2 separate regions of the Mus musculus genome follow, and region 2 is linked to region 1. A link is a contact called in ENCODE Hi-C or POLR2A ChIA-PET data. All regions are on one chromosome and are shown on one strand. Each heading gives the region's core, a stretch centred on a gene start or an enhancer-like site at or near the end of the contact. The rest is flanking DNA. Distances are from core to core; before and after follow the strand shown.

Evidence for each region. A loop is a pair of places that touch in the nucleus more often than their neighbours do. ChIA-PET counts read pairs that join two places held with the same protein, here RNA polymerase II (POLR2A).
Region 2: POLR2A ChIA-PET joins it to region 1 with 31 read pairs in embryonic stem cell. The contact joins the enhancer-like site here to the promoter of Ppp2r5a in region 1. A Hi-C loop is called at or near these places in 2 of 37 maps with a recorded cell type or tissue (both v-Abl transformed pro-B cells). POLR2A ChIA-PET finds 5 or more read pairs at or near these places in 4 of 5 experiments (Patski and embryonic stem cell).

The regions. Positions count from the first base shown.
Region 1 is chr1:191,395,659-191,398,441 of GRCm38, reverse strand. It overlaps Ppp2r5a (protein phosphatase 2, regulatory subunit B', alpha), which reads left to right and starts at 1,401. Exons shown (of 13, transcript NM_144880.4): 1 at 1,401-2,206. The coding sequence starts at 2,026.
Region 2 is chr1:191,435,422-191,438,204 of GRCm38, reverse strand. It overlaps Gm32200 (predicted gene, 32200), which reads left to right. Exons shown (of 6, transcript NR_151615.1): 6 at 225-1,865. Among named protein-coding and RNA genes, the nearest start is that of Gm31987, 4.1 kb to the right of the region's middle. Within about 2 kb of position 1,389, at least 1 of the 3 ENCODE cell types and tissues checked has a DNase peak (open chromatin) inside an H3K27ac peak, as active enhancers do.

The sequences.
Region 1 (2,783 bases), core at 152-2,651:
TCGCAAATTCTTGATTTAATGTACCTATGTAAAATCTAGGAATCGCAAGCAAAAGGAAACAAGATATTTATGTTTTTGAAACTGGCTTATTCAGCCTAATATGATTATCTCCAGTTGGACCTATTTTCCTACATGTTATTTCGTTCTTTATGGTGGAAAAATATGTGTATACACACCATATTTCCGTTATACATTCTTCTGTTGTTATATAATTTGGTTAAGCAAATGTTTTGAGTGTAGGTTTAGAACTCTACTTTTGCATACTTCTCGATCCTCCTCAAGCATTAGGCCAGCCTACTTAACCTCCGTTTTTATGTCAAAAGGAAAAGGTGTGGGACTTGCAGAAGAGACTGCAGAGCAAAGGGGGCACTATGGGCAGGCGGGATCACTTTCTGTTGAAGCATCATACGGATGCCCAAAGCTAACATGAGCAGTTCTTGGCTTTAAATATAAAACTTAGACGGAATCTCTTAGGAAGAGATTCCCCAAATCAGCTAATCTGAACTTGACTACAGATGACTGAAGGGCCTCAGCAGAAGAGGTTAAACTTGGGCTAAGTTCGAAACGGGAAACTTCTTTTCAGAGGGCCTAGACTTGCAGAGCTCTCTGAAGTGGTAGAGACGAGCTTGCCCAAACCCCACGCGAGATCAGCGATCAGCGAACCGCGGCGCCAAGACCTCGGGAGCTACAAATGGACTCCCCAACCACCAATTACGCGGTTTAGGACCGGAGAGGAGAAGGCCCGCCCAAGAACGTAGCCCCGCGCTCCGATTGGACAAGCTCATTTCTCTCCCGGGGCTCCTTCGCCTGTCAATCACGTTGCTCTGACACGACCTTGGCCCCGCCCCCGTTCGACTGACGCAATGCTTGGTGTTCTTGGGCACCCCGGCCCTCGCTTCATGTTCTCATTGGTAAGCAGGGCGCAAAGAGAGGGAGGACGCTCTTCTGCTTTCTGAGCTGCCTGTGTAGTTTCCCTCTTAACGCGCTGTCTGGAGAACAATCCCAGCCTGGAGCCTAGCGCAGGCGTACACAAGAGCCGACAGCGGCGCGGCGTTTCCCCTTTCTCCCTCCCGAGAGCTTTCCTTTACAGTTGTGACGCACAAGGCACCCCGCTCACTGCCTTCACTTGCGATTGGTTGTGGCCCGCGTCTGTCACGTAGCCCCTCCCTCCCACCCAGCTATGGACTCTTGATAGACAGCCGGGAGGCCACGCCCCCACCCCCGTCTGCCGCTTAGCCCTGCGATTGGCCGAGGGCACTGGCATGCTTTCCCGCCCCGGCCCCCTCCGGAGACTCCGGAGGCTAGTGGGACCCCGCGGAAGTTGTCAGTCAAACTCCTTCCTCCACCCCCCGCGAGGACCTCCCCCGGGCCGCGGGAGCGCGCACGCACGCGCACCGAGTCCCCCCTCACCCGAACCAGCCACCCTCTCAAGTTGTAGCAGTTGCTTCCCGGGCGTGCTCCGTGGGCGGCCGGTGGGCGCGGGAGGCTGAGCGAGGGCGACGCTCCAGGGATCCAAGGATCCAAGGATCGGGGTACGGGTGGCCGCCCCGGGCGATGAGGGGCCATCGCTGACAGGAGAACGAGCGCTCGGCAGCGGCTCGCGCGGACCCGCGATGGAAGCGCCCCGGGAGGAGGCTCCCGGCCGGGCGGACAGCGCGGGCGGCAGCCGCTGAAGACCTGTCCGGACTCCGCGCGCTAAGGGGCCGCGAGGCGCGCCCGGCGTCCGCACCCGCGCGCTCGCCCCAGCCGTCCAAACTTCGGGCTCGCCTCCGCCCGCCCTCGTCGCCGGGCGTCAGCAACTTGTGCGGCCCGCGCGCCCCCGCCCTCCCCTCCGCCAGCCCCGGGAGGCGGCCGCGCGGCGCGGGGATGCGGCCGTGAGGCGCTGTCGGGTGAGGAGCAGCTCGCGGAGCGCGAGGGCGGCGCGGCCGGGGCCCGGGGCGCAGGGGCGCAGGCCCGCCGTGCCCGTCCCCCGCCGATTGCCCGGGCCAGCCGCCGCGGGAGGCGCCGATCGCCCGGGTCGCCGAGATGTCGTCGCCGTCGCCGCCCGCACCAGTTGCCTGCGCCGCCATCTCGGCCTCGGAGAAAGTGGACGGCTTCACCCGGAAATCGGTGCGCAAGGCGCAGAGGCAGAAGCGCTCTCAGGGCTCGTCGCAGTTCCGCAGCCAGGGCAGCCAGGCGGAGCTGCACCCCCTGCCCCAGCTCAAAGGTAACCCCCGGCCGCCCCTGGCCCGCGCTCCCGGGGCAAGCCCTACTCCCCTTCCCACCTGCGCGCTTGCCCCGCCTGCCCTTGCCTTGGCGATTTCAGGGTCCCCAGAGGTACCTGCGCTCCCTTCCCTCGTCCAGTCTTTCGACTCCCTGCCTCGCTGAGCCTCAACCCTGGTTTTCTCCAAGCTTAGCTAGTTCTTCTCTTTCTCTGTTTGTCCCTCAGTTGTCACATCCAGGGTCCAAACAAACTGCTGCCGAGTTAGCTGGCCTTTAGACGTAGCTATATAGAACTAGCTTAAAACCGGGACCAGGTGACAGATCTTACTGTCTCGTTAGACGTAAATGTTATACCTCAGAAGACCTCGATTGTCTTTGGAGAGGTTATGAAGGAAGAGTAATTTCTTTGCCGTGGAACGGGAACTTGGTTAGCGCGGCTATGCTTCCAAGGACTTTGTAAGGTTTTGTAAGTAATTCAGATTGGTATCCGTGCCTAATGCCTCGCAGGAGTGCTTGGCACTCCTTTTGGCTCTCTTTTCTCACCCGGTTTGGAGGCTTTTCATGAGTTGTTTACTGGCGTT
Region 2 (2,783 bases), core at 140-2,639, 40 kb before region 1:
TTGCTGGTGTCCTGAGGTGCCTGCTGGTGCTGAAGCAGAATCGTCACCCAGGGACGTTGGGCCTCAGACACAGCTGGCATGGGATGAGTCCCTGGGTTCTGTACCCATTCCCCTTGCCTAATCTGGAAGAAAGCAGGGTGATCAACAAGGCCTTGCCAAGGAAGAGAATGATATTCAAAAGTGTGATTATTTTACAGCTATCATTTGTTTGTTCTTTCCTGTAGGAGCCACCCGGACAGCTACGTGGTGGAGAGAAAGCCTGGGGATGCCACGCTGTGTGACTGGGTCCAGTCCCGTGGTCAGTCAAGGAGTTGGTTGCAGCCTTCGAGGCCTGCCTTCAGTGCAGCCTCCCAGTGAGGCCTGCCGCTTGTCTGGGCCTTAAGTCCCTCCCTGGCCTCCTCTTTGGTGAGGTTTCTGAGTCCCCCTAGACATTGACCGTTTCTGCTTCTCATGAGCAAAGACATCTTGCAGGTACCTGCTGGAACCTGCCACATCAGATCCCACCTGCTTCTGTGTTCCCAGGTCTTCTGGGAAAGATGAGGTAGAATCTCTGATGTTCCCAGTAAGGTAGATAAGCTACCTTCCAGGGGGCAGCATCTATACGGCTGCCACTGTTGTGTGGTTCCAGGTAAATGCCAAGATCTTTGTGCCCCAGCTGACCGGTCAGCCCCATTCACAAGGGCAAGCTTCCCTTAGGCAAGGAGAAACGAAGATGAGTGGCAGAGAGGGGGAGGGGCCACTGAGCCATCTCCAAGGCTCCTTCCAGGTCTGTGATTCTAGGATTATAGTCATCTTTCAATTTTTTATTTTTATTCTTTTATTTTGCATTTATTTATATTTTTTTTACTTTTGTACTACTGGAGGTTGAACCTAGGGCATTATACATGCAAGGCAGAACTTTATCATGGAGTTGGCATGTTCCCAGCCCTAAAATTGTAACAGTGAGCTGAAGATAGCTTGAACCTGGGCCAAACACCCCAGGGGAAGAGGAGGAAGGAGAGGAGGAAGAGAAAAAGGAGGGAGGGAGGGGGAGGGAAGAAGGAGAGGAAGAGGCAGAAGAGGAGGAAAGGAGGGAGGGAGGAGGAGGAAGAGGAGGAGGAAGAAGAAAAGAGGAAAGAACAAGACAAACAAAAGAAATGGAATGTCCAAGGGGGTGAATGGGGAGCATTAGAAAACCTTTAGAATTCCCATTTGAGCCTTGTCTGCATTCAGGACCATTCTTCAGCAAGGCTCTGCTCTCAAGAGTGTCTAGATTAACCAGCACCAGACTTCAATCACATGCCCAGTCTGGCTAATTGCTGCGGCCTGAGGTACCAAAAGGGCAAGTGACTGGAGGGTTGGCACCTGGGCCTCCTGCCTCTGAGTCCCGAGTGTCACTTCCAGCTGGTTTGATTTGCCCTTCCCAGTGTGTGTGGTCATGCCTTGTCCTTTCCTAAGCCCCCTGAGCATTTTCCCTGTGGTTTCATAGTTCACTCTGCTTGTTGGAGTGGGATGGGGCTTTACAGACCTGCTGTGTTACCCTCCAGTCGTTAACTATGAGATCTGAACATAGTTAACCTGTGCTCTAGTCTTCTAATCTCCAAAACAAGACCACTGGAAGCCAGTGTGCAGAGTCACTGTCTCACTCGCGAGAGAGGCCCTGTCTCAAAAAGCACCCTGTGCCCCCAAATTAAAAAACAAACAAAGCCAGGCGTAGCTGTGCGTGCCTTTGATCTCAGTGCTGGGAAGCAGAGCCAGACAGATCTCTGCGAGAGCAGCTCAGCTTTGTCTCCATAGTGAGTTCCAGGACAACCAGGGCTACATAGAAAGACCCTGTCTCAAAAACAAAAAAATAAAATAAGAATTAAATAAAATGCGTAGAAATGATATGGTTTTGTGTGCCCATCTCCTGCTTAAACTGTGTATACCTGCCTATTAGGAGCTGTGTGGTCTTGAGCAAACGACCGTGCCTCGGTTTCCTGCACTGTAACACAGGTAGAGATGAACGCTACCTGTATCAGTGGGCTTTGATTAAATGAGTTAATACTTGTTAAGATGCTTGTCTGTAGATCACAGGTGGTGTGCGCAGGACCCCAGCTGTTAGTGTGGCTAGAGAATGCCCCAGGAGAATGCCAAGGGAATAAAACCAACTCCAAATCTCTACCTGTGGCACCTGGGACTCTAAGCATATGGCCGATTCCCAGGAGCTTCCTGCTCGGAGTTATTCTGGCAGCCTACCTCTCTCCACTCATATGAAGGTGTCTTGGTGGCTGCTGAGCCATCAGTCCTGTGTTTTGTGGCACAGATGTGTCAGAAGGTGCATTGGACAGGAAAGCCAGGGTGTGGGACTTGGGTTGTCCTGGGAATACAGGCTCCCTGGAAGGAGTTGTCACTCAGAGTGAGCCTCTGAGTTTCATCAGCACTGATAATGTCCGAGGCCGTTCTCTGGGTAGCTATCAGGGCATGATCTTCTAACCTGTGAGCAGAGGAAGGAGATAACAAGGCTCCCCTGAGGCTGGCAACTGGCTTTGTGCTCTCCAGGGAGAAGTGCTTGGGAAGGCTGCCATGGGGGAGGGGAGCTCAGCTGCTGGCCCAGCTGCTTGCTCACTGCTGGTCCAAACTGGCTATGCTGGATCTGCAAGGAGAGGACACTCTCACAAGTCAGCAGAATCAGTCACGGTTGGAGTACCATGCTGTGCCAGGCTCAGAGGCACAATGCCATTAAGTCCTCATCCAGACCCTCAAGGAGTTCACCAGCATGCCAGAGGGATAGTGTGTGCTGGGACAGGTGCCAGTGGCTTGAG